Regions from separate parts of the Homo sapiens genome. Here region 1 is linked to region 2. Evidence: chromatin contacts called from ENCODE Hi-C data. All regions are on one chromosome and are shown on one strand. The core of a region is the stretch at or near the end of the contact, and the rest is flanking DNA. Distances in the headings are between cores, read along the strand shown. Region 1 overlaps GOLGA7B (golgin A7 family member B). Region 2 holds the start of MMS19 (MMS19 cytosolic iron-sulfur assembly component).

Region 1 (4,829 bases), core at 856-3,355, 370 kb after region 2:
AGAGAGAGTCAGCCTAGTCCTTGCAGCCTCAGGAAGTCCTCGGCCCAAGTGAGTCCTGGTCCAAGGATCCCCCTGGAGAGCCGCAGTTCAGTGGGCTCCACCGCAGCCCCTGGCCACGGCCTATGCCCTCCCTGGGCCCCTGTGGGGCTGGGCATTGTGTCTGACCTGTGCATCTCCCATGGGAGGGCTGGGCACAGGCAGTGCTATGGCCTTTTTTTTTTTTTTCTTTTTCCAATAAAAGAACTTGCCCAGCGTGAAGCTCTGTGATGCTTTCTCTGCCCCGTGACGATGGAGGGTCAGTTCTATGCTCCAGGACCACATGAGGGGATACTCAGCTGCCTGAACTGGACCTGACATGGGGAGCAGGATGAACTCTGTCTTCTTGGAGCTTGCAGTCTACTGAAGAGGCAGACACCTCAGCATCTCTAATCTGGAATCTTTGGGGCACTTGTAGCCTTGGGTGGGGGAACAGGTTGGACTGAAAGCGAGGCCAAAAGTAATCAATTAATGATATCAATAAATCCTCATTTCTTGAGCTCTTCCCCTGGGTTGGGTCCTGTTGGGAGCTGGATCACACAGGTCACTCAGTACTGAAGATGAGAAAGTAGCTGGATGATCACTTCTCGGCCTTTTGGCCAAGATCAAATATGGAGAAAGTAGCTGGATGTTGGAACCTAGCAGAGTTGTGTCTTGAATTTTATAATTTATTGAGCACCTACTATGTGCCAGATACTTTGCTGAAACCATATGTTAGAGCTGGCAGGGGATTTAAAGATCACTTGAATCCTGTCACAGAGGTCCAGAGAGGGTGGGTGACTTGCCCTAGGCCACACAGCTGGTTGATGATAACAGGGCCCAAGCTTGGAACCCAGGTCTCCTGACTCAGTGCCCACTCTGTTACCACAGGGATGGCACCCAGATGGGAAGCTGCCTGAGGCTGCAGGGAGGCTGGGATCACAAACTCAGGCCTGTTCCCAGAGAGGGGCTCATCAGACTGTGGGGACAACGGCTCCAGCCTCTTAGGTGGGGGCTGGGCAGTCCCCTCTGGGTGGTTCTCATGTTTGTTGTCACTGCCGCTAAGGGCTGCAGTGAGCTGTGTGCAGCCTGGACTCACTCCCTCTGCTGGAACCTGGGCCGTGTGTGGGTTGCCACAAGTGAGCGTGTTCTCTAATATGAGGGCAGGTTCATTCTGTTTTGGGATAGGAAGTTTGTTCTACCCCGAGGCCAGATTTGAATCCAAACTCAGCTCTTCTAGAGATGAGGTCCTGGGGAGGGGGTGAGGATTTACTAAACGGGTAAAACCAAATCTGGGTGCTTATCTGACTGAGAGGCATTCAACCCTTCCATTTTCAAATGGTAATCATAATAATAATAGTAGCTGACGTTTATTTAGCACTTCCTATGTGCCAGGCACTAGGCTAAGACTCTACATAATTAGTCATTCAATTCTCACAGCAACCCTCTATGGCATGGATTCTTATTTCCCATTTTACATATGGGGAAACTGAGGCTCATGGACGTTAAGTAACTGGGAAATTGCAGATCTTGGCTTTGAATCTAGGCAATCTGACTCCAAACTGCAAGGAAGAAGACAGATCCAGCCTCAGAGGCCGCTTAACAGCTTGAGGGCCTCAGCCGTCCTGGGATTAGGATCAGGCAGATTCCCAGGGAAGGACTTGGAGCCATGCCTGGGTTTTGAGGCCGGGCTGGCACCTCCACTTCCAGGGCATCACGGGAGGGTGCATGGGCTGTGCTCGCAGGCATGCGGGACCCAGAGGCAGCCCGGTGAAGGGTAGTGGGGGACTCGACTCACTGTGGGCCTGGGGAGGTGTGGTTTCTCTCTGCTGGCTTAGTTACAGGTGGTGGCCTGTCTCTCCGGGGTCTGGCTGTAGCCATGTCCCTGCACCCACCTTGCCAGCCAGGGACAGGCCCCATCAAGACCCAGGAGCAGCTCCAGCCTCAGCCAGACTGTCCCCGAGGTCCCAAGTGAGGCCCCAGCCACTCAGGCATGCCTCAGGAAGCTCCTGCTGCACATGCTCCTCTCCCTGCGCCAGCACCCTGCTGTCTGGCTTCCTTCCTTTGGCCACAGGGCGGGTGTGTGTGAAACCACAGGGTTTACAGAAGCTCGAGGTGCCACTGAGTGGCAGGATTATGCACTGCACTCGGGGAATCAAAGGTGGAGACAGAAAGAACTATGGCTGTTGTGACACGTCCCCCACGGCTCCCCGGTTGGCAGCCACTGCCACCCGCAGGGACTTTTCTGTGGCTTCCAGAGGTGTGGGGCAAAGGTGGAGTCTGGTGACTTTCTCCCTAGGGCCAGCCCCTGGGCTGTCGAGCCTGGGAAACTCCACATCCCTCTCCACACCTCTAGAAGGACTCACAATGAGGGGGGCCCAGACAGGAGGCATCACCACCTGGTTTGGGCTTTACCATTCACCCAGGGATAAGGCAAGGCAAACACCACTCCACATCAGATCTGAATTTGAGCTCTGGCTTCATGACACTGACACATGAAGACTCTTGGAGCCTCAGATTCCCCAGTTGTTAAATAGGGAGACTAATATCTCACAGAGTTGTTTAGACCCGAGGCGTTCAACCTTGGTGGCAATGGATGTCAACTGGAAGCATGAAAAATCACCAATGCCTGATCCTATCCTCAGAGATTCTGATTTAATTGTTTTGGGGGACAGCTTGGGCATCAGGATTTTAAAGAGTTTCCCTGGTGATTTTAATGTGAAGGTAAGGCTGAGAATCCCTGGTTTTGACAGTACCTATAGCCTATAAGCCTTTAATACACCTCTGAAAATGCCTGAGACCTGAATAAGAAGTTTATGGTTCCACAGAAGCAGCCAGACACAAAAATGCATATGCACCATGTGATTCCCCTTATATGAAACTGAAAGACAGGCCAAACTCGCCTTTGATTGGGAGTCAGGATCAAGATTACCCTGGGTCGGGGGTAGCGAATGGATGGGGACCTGGGGGGCTTCTGGGAGCTCAGGATGTTCTGTTTCTTGATCAGAGTGCCAGTTACACGGGGTGCTCACTTCATGAGAATTCACTGAGCTGTATACTTAAGAGCTGTGTATTTGTCTGTACTGGTGATATATTTCAATAAAATTCACCAGAAAAGCCTGTTGGCTACAAAATAGGAAAAGAAAGGACACACTTGAAATTAACGTTTTGTTAAATATCTGGAAATGTAACACATATGCCAAACAGACAACTGCAACTCTATGTTACGTGTGTGTGTGTGTGTGTGTGTGAAAATGTAATGTCTGCTCTGCTGTGGGTGGGCCCTCTAAAAGGGAAGGTCCCTGATGCCTAAGAAAATCTGAAAACAGCCCAGGTTCACACCAGGAGTTCTTAACCTCGACCCGACTGCATTCAGGTGCATATTATGTGCCGTTATCTGAGGAGAGCATCTACAGCTTTCAGCAGATTCTCAAAGGGGTATGCAACCCCCTAAAAAGGTTAAGAACAATTGGTTTTGAGGAGTCAGTAAGAAACTGGCCATGAATGTGCTTGGCATGAAAGAGATGCTTGGTAATGTCGGTTTCTTTCCTTCCTTTCAGAGCCCAGCCTTCGGAGGTTTCCGCATGAGCCTTCTCGGGCGACTTCTAGGAGGATTTATTCCCCTGGCAGTGCCAAGGGCAGCCTGCACCAAGCTCACAACTCTTCCTCCAAGAGGATGTTCAAAGGGCCTGTCATTTCAGCATCTGCTGGACAGCAGAACTTCGCATGCAGGATCCTGGAGCTGCGTCGGGTTTTGAATCAGGGACAATGGAGGAAGTGGGAAACTGTGAAGAGAGTCAGAGGGCTGTGCCAGCTGCCCCCTTTCCCACCCCCAGCAATTCACTTAACTTTCCTGAGTCTCACCTTTGTCATTATGAGAATGTGTATATTTATAAATAATCATCTGTTTCTCCAATGTAAGATATTGTTATTGCAGAAGTGATACTAGGACCTCGTTATACGATGGCCTCATGATGTAGATTTATAGCAGGCTTCAGATTCTGGCATAGAATAAACAGATATTTATCCAAGGGTTCACTGATTCCCGAATAAATGCCAGGAACATTCATGTACATTATTATTCCATTTAATTCTCGAACACTGGGGTGTTGAAATCTTATTTTACAGATGAGGAAACTGACGTTCTAGGTGGTTAGGTAGCTTGACAAGGGCTAGTAAGTGTCAGAGCAAAGACTTGAACCTAAGTCTCTGACTCCAGATCCCACTCTCACTCTGCCACAAGAGTGAGACGTGGGAGAAGAGAGAGTGTTCTACCTGGATTGACTCATAAAGATAGAAGACAGATTCCAGACCAGAGAGAAACTCGTGGGCAAATGCATCCCCAGAAAAATTAGCTTTGCAGGGGCATGAAGGTACTAGTTATTTTGGAGTAATTCAAGTTATCGATTTCTGTAATGGAAAAGTGATTGGGAACCAGCTATCACCTGAGAACAGTGCTGAGTGAGGCCCCAAGAAGGGGGCAATGTTACACACAAGCTTACACACAGCTTACAAGACCTCAGAGATTGCGAGGGTCCTTTTCCCTGCTGCCCACAATTAATCAGTACACTTCTCAAGGGCAGGGAGCCTGTCTTACTCACTCCCCACCCCCACCCCCACCTCCCCCTATCCTGAGTGCTTGTTTCAGGGCCTGGCCCTGGCCAGGTGAATGGAAGATGCTGCCCATCTCAGGTTGGCAGGAAGAGGCAGGCCTATACAGATGTGTCATCTGCAGACCCCTAGGGCAAGGTGCCACTGAGAAGCAGCTCAGTACCATGCAGATAGGCAGTGGTCACTGAAGGATACAATTCACC
Region 2 (4,988 bases), core at 1,520-4,019:
CTACAACAACTCTTAGTACAGATAACAGGTCATTCAAATTTCTCTGCCTGGAATCCAAAGTTATACACAATCCAACCCTACCAAACCTTTTCAACTTTTATCTGTTACTATTCCTTTGTACCAACTTTCTTTTCTTTTTGTTTTTTTGAGACGGAGTCTCGCTCTGTTGCCCAGGCTGGAGTGCAGGGGCGCGATCTCCGCTCACGGCAGCCTCTGCCTCCCAGGCTCAAGCGATTCTCCAGCCTCAGCCTCCTGAGTAGCTGGGATTACAGGCATGCACCACCATGCCTGGCTAATTTTTGTATTTTCAGTAGAGCGGGGTTTCACCATGTTGGCCAGGCTGGTCTCAAACTCCTGGGCTCAAGCAATCCGCCTACCTTGTTCTCTCAAAGTGTTGGCATTACAGGCGTGAGCCACTGTGCCCACCACCAACTTTCTTTTCTTAGGAGGGCTAAATTACAACAGGGCTAGTGTTACAGTCTTAAATCAGTTGAGTTGAATTCAAATTAAGCAACAGTTTAGACCATTTTTTTTCAGAAAGAAACAAAAATATAAATTTTGCAAAAACGTTTGTAAGAATTTAGCAGTCCCAGTGGCTCATGCCTGTAATCCCAGCACTTCGGGAAGCTGAGATGGGAGGATGGCTTCAGTCCTGGAGTTAGAGACCAACCTAGGCAACATGGTGAAACCTCGTCACTACAATACAAAAATTAGCCGAGCGCAGTGGCACACTCCCTGTTGTCCCAGCTACTTCGGGAGGCTTGAGGCAGGAGGATTGCTTGAGCATAGGTCGAGGCTACAGTGAGCCATGATTTCACCACTGCACTCCAGCCTGGCAGACAGAGAGGGACCTTGTCTCAAAAAAAAAAAAAAAAAAAGAGAAGAATTTGCAGTCCTTATTCAAGATAAGTCCTTATTCAAGATAAGACATTCAAGATGTCTTTTCAAAATATGTTCTGAATCAAAAAAAAATCCAAAATTATTGTTTTCGTATCGCATAAATGTGAAAGACTCATCACAAATGACACTGATATAGTAATGTTCTATATCTTCGTAGGGGGTTGGATTGTATAGGTGTATGCATTAGTCAAAATCAGTGAACGTACACTTAAAGGTTTATATATTCCATTTTACATCAAAATAAACCGTCAACAAACTCTAGTCAATGACATGCATGCCAAAGTATTTAAAGGAAAGTGTACAGGTATCTGCAATTTAAATGGATGGATAGCTATATGATAAAGCAAGTAATATTAAAATGTTAATGGTAGGATAGATCCTAAGTGATGTGCTCCTTATAAAATTCTTTATACTTGGCTGGATATTCGAAAATTTTCATAATAAAATATGAGGGAAAATGACATTGGTAAGACACTGTACTTGTAAATTGTAAACACTGATAACACACTACATTTCATAAAATTGTAAGATGTTAAGTTTGGTGGCAGCACCAGGTATTTGCTCCTTGATGCTTCCAAACTACGCTGCACACACCTCTTACAGAATGGTTGCCTCTCCCAGCATACTATAAGTTCCTGGTGGGCACAGATCTAACCTAATTTGTATTTATATTCCTATTGCTTTGCATCATGTTTGGGGAATAATATGTATTCAACAATAGTGGCATGATTGAATTAAAGTGGAATACTGCTAACGAACAAAGTATTATATTTCTAGCAGATTCACTATTCTTTTCTTACATATTCTAAAGGTTAATACGCTCAATATCCAAGAGAAATGTGTCCTTACTTCTCTCCAAGCATACGAAATTTCCAAAGTTTTTTTAAAAAAACTACTCATTAGATAATTTTATATTGTTACTTAAACCCAAGATCTGAAGGCCTCCTAACATTCAATAACTTTTTAGTAGTTTTTTTTTTTTCCTAGAAGAGCAAAGTCTCAGAACTCCACGGAAGCCTGGAAATCGTTTTATTCTAATTTTAGATAAGCTGTCTGAACTAAGAGATCTCTGAACTGGTCAAAAGCAGGAAAGTGGGGGTCTGGGAAGAAGACAAAAACAAACGCCACATAAAACGTCATGGAGCAAACTAATCAAGAACTTTAGCAAGAAACGGAGAGAAAGTCTTAAGGAGGACACCCAGAACATCTCCAGCTCCTCCTGGCCCGTCTCCTCAACTCCTCTTAATTCCAGCCAGTCAGAGCGCGGGGCCATCTGCCACTCCCAGGATGCCACGCGACGGGAGCGGACGCTGCGAGGATGCACCTCCACACGTCAACCTCCCACAAACAGCATGGCTTCGTGGCGTGAGCACCCGGTTCGGACCTGAACGCCTGGGTCCGAGTCCCACCTCCCCCTCCTGCCTGGTCTGCAGCCCTGCGCAAGTCCTCTTGCCCTCGCTGAGCCTCAGTTTCCTCATCTGTAAAATGTAATGATTCCCTATAATTGGCTACAGGGAGATGAGAAGTGTAAATGGTTTTAAGGAAGACACAGGCAACTCTCTAACTTGTTACGGCTCTGAACCTCGCGGTGCTCACTAACCAGCCTTGAGACCAATCTCTCAAAGTCACCCCGCTCCTCCCTTCCCGCCCGGCGCCTGTACTGAGGCCGCTCCCTCCTGTTGGCCCCCATGCGGAAGGCGCGCGGCGCCGTCTGCCGTACCTGCAGCCACCTGGTCAGCGGGGCCCTCTTGCTGACCCACGACGAAGTCGTGCACGAGGCCCCATAGGGCACCCATAGGCGCCGCCGCCTCCACAGCCGCGGCAGCGGCCATAACGCGAACTAGAGACCGTGGGAGGGGATATGGGCGGTGGCTCGAGACGGGCTCTCCGCGCATGCGCCTCCCGAGCCAATCTCCGGGGAAGCGCAAGGGGGCGGGGCGCCGGGGTCACGTGCCTGCCGGCTTCTGCCTAGGCAGTTCCAGGGAGGGGCGGGGCCTGAAATGGGGCGGTGGCACCGAGAGGGAAGGCGGCTGCTGGGCACGCAGCCGGAGGCGATTGAGGGCGAATAATTCCCAGCCCGGCTCCCCGGGAGACGGGCTGCGGGGCGGGCACCTGGCTGGGTGGGGAGAGGGGCGGTACGCACCACGGGGGAAGCCAATGAGAAAATCAGGCCCAGCCCTAGGGGGCGGTGCTGTCGGTCACATGCGCACCTGGGGCGGGTGGTGGCGGCGGCGCGGGCACCGCGAGCCGGCGGAAGGGAGAGGGGCCGGCCTGGGGCGGGGTTAGGCAGGTGAGTGACAGGCTCCAGGGGGCCGGCCCCTGCCTGGTGCCCCGAGCGAGCCGGGAGTAGCTGCGGCGGTGCCCGCCCCCTCTCTCCGCCCCTCCAGCGGAGCTGGTCTCCGGCCGGGCACCGTCGCGGGCCCCCCTGGCCCGGCCACCTGGGACCGTGCTGGGGAGTCTGCCACTTCCCTCTCTCCCCTGGCCCGCAAAGTTTTGGCGGAGCCATCGCTGGGGCTGAGCGCGCCCCCGGGGGGAGATCGGGGAGCGCCCGATGCCGGGCGGCCGGAGCCATTGACCCGGGACGCCGCCGTCCGCTGAGCAGCCGACCACCCCGCCGCCTCCGGTGCATGGGGACTGGCTGAGGAGCCAGCATGGGCAACTGCGTGGGGAGACAGCGCCGGGAGAGGCCGGCAGCCCCGGGACACCCCCGCAAGCGAGCAGGTAACGATGGGGAAGGGAGCAGGGCCTCGGGCATCCCGCCAGTTGTCCCCCTCCTCGCCCGAGTCCTGGGCTTACCGATGGACTCCCCACTGGTGCTGGCGCTTGGGTTTCCCCGATGGGCTGCTCCGCAGCCAGAGGGGGCCGCTCCCCAGCGCCGGGCGGCCGGGGGAGCTGAGTTGGGGCAACTGCGAGCACTGAGCCGGCTGCGCGACCAACTCTCTCCAACTGGGTAGCTCCTGGTGGGGGTGGGGGCAGGAAATGTTTGCAGACCGCAGCGGGGCCGACGGATCGGGAGGAGGCCGGGGGCGAGGGCGCCGCTGGCCTGGCAGCTCCGGCCGGGGTCGGACGCCGGCCCGTCGGGGCACGGCGCGGGCAGCCAGGCGTCCCCAGAACTCGGAGCGAGCGAGGCGAGAACAGTCGCTCCTTCCAAAGACTGTGTCATTATCGAGCTGCAGATCGTGTCTGCGGGAATCCGACTTGCAAAGCAGCGCAGGACTCTGGGAAAGAAATCTTTATTTTTCCCGCAGGGGTTTTTAGAGCCTCTCGGCCGTCTGGGAGTCTATAAAAGATGGGGTGCGGGGTGAGAGTCACCCTTGGGATTGTTGGGATCCTTCCCAGCTTTGGGAGTGAGATCGCTCGCTGGTGATCCTCCAGGCCCGCGCAACGCTTTCTCACTTTCATGGTACACCCCGCCTGCCCTGGCATTTCGCCCCGGGAAGAGGTCTGTCGGTCATTTTTCTGGGTCTTACACTCACTTCCTTCTTTGAGGGTGTTGCAAGGACCCGCTGGGAATAATATCGTAGACTTGAGAGCTCAAACTTGTCTGGATTCCAGATGGACCCATCTCCTACTCTGTGTCAAAGCCCAGATCCTGAGAGGTTGAACACCTTGTCCAAAGTCACACAGCTAGTTAGGAGCTCACCTGGGGCTAGAACTCAGCCTCCTCTCCCACCCCATTGCCACATATCCCCTTATGTAAGAGGAGCCACAGGCAGAGTTGTTAATGAAGTGGAAACTCTAGTTGGAGTTTCCTGTCTCCCTTGACACCGAAGGTGTGTTGCTTGGGTTGCGGAAACTGGGAAGGAAGATGGGGGAACCAGGGGAAGCAGGGAAGGATGTCTGCATGGTGGACAGGATGACTTGTGGAGGCAGAAATGTGTTTTTATGGGAAGGATGCAGTAAAACTTATTGAAATTCTCTTGTCTGAAGGTAACTCTGGCCATTCTTCTGGCTGAGGAGAGATGACTCTCAAAACCAAGGGCTGGCTTGCTTTCATTCATTCATTTGTTCAACAAATATGTGTTCAGGCCCCATAATTGATTTTGCAGCATTTTTTGCTGTTGACAACTCTCTCCTACGAGACATTC

What was found. Hi-C counts contacts between places; a loop is a spot of excess contacts on that map. Pooled maps may share reads with other maps.
Region 1: a loop to region 2 is called in a pooled map, with 3 times the contacts of the local background. The contact joins the enhancer-like site here to the promoter of MMS19 in region 2. A Hi-C loop is called at or near these places in 5 of 50 pooled maps.

What each region holds. Positions count from the first base shown.
Region 1 is chr10:97,867,491-97,872,319 of GRCh38, forward strand. It overlaps GOLGA7B (golgin A7 family member B), which reads left to right. Exons shown (of 5, transcript NM_001010917.3): 5 at 1-4,088. The region is part of intron 14 of CRTAC1 (cartilage acidic protein 1); the gene reads right to left. Among named protein-coding and RNA genes, the nearest start is that of MIR3085, 6.0 kb to the right of the region's middle. Within about 2 kb of position 2,106, at least 6 of the 41 ENCODE cell types and tissues checked have a DNase peak (open chromatin) inside an H3K27ac peak, as active enhancers do.
Region 2 is chr10:97,495,653-97,500,640 of GRCh38, forward strand. It overlaps MMS19 (MMS19 cytosolic iron-sulfur assembly component), which reads right to left and starts at 2,770. Exons shown (of 31, transcript NM_022362.5): 1 at 2,621-2,770. The coding sequence starts at 2,732. UBTD1 (ubiquitin domain containing 1) reads left to right here and starts at 3,272. Exons shown (of 3, transcript NM_024954.5): 1 at 3,272-3,621. The coding sequence starts at 3,552. RefSeq lists enhancers at 1,895-2,425, 2,102-2,151, 2,512-2,681 and silencers at 2,922-3,681, 3,692-3,891.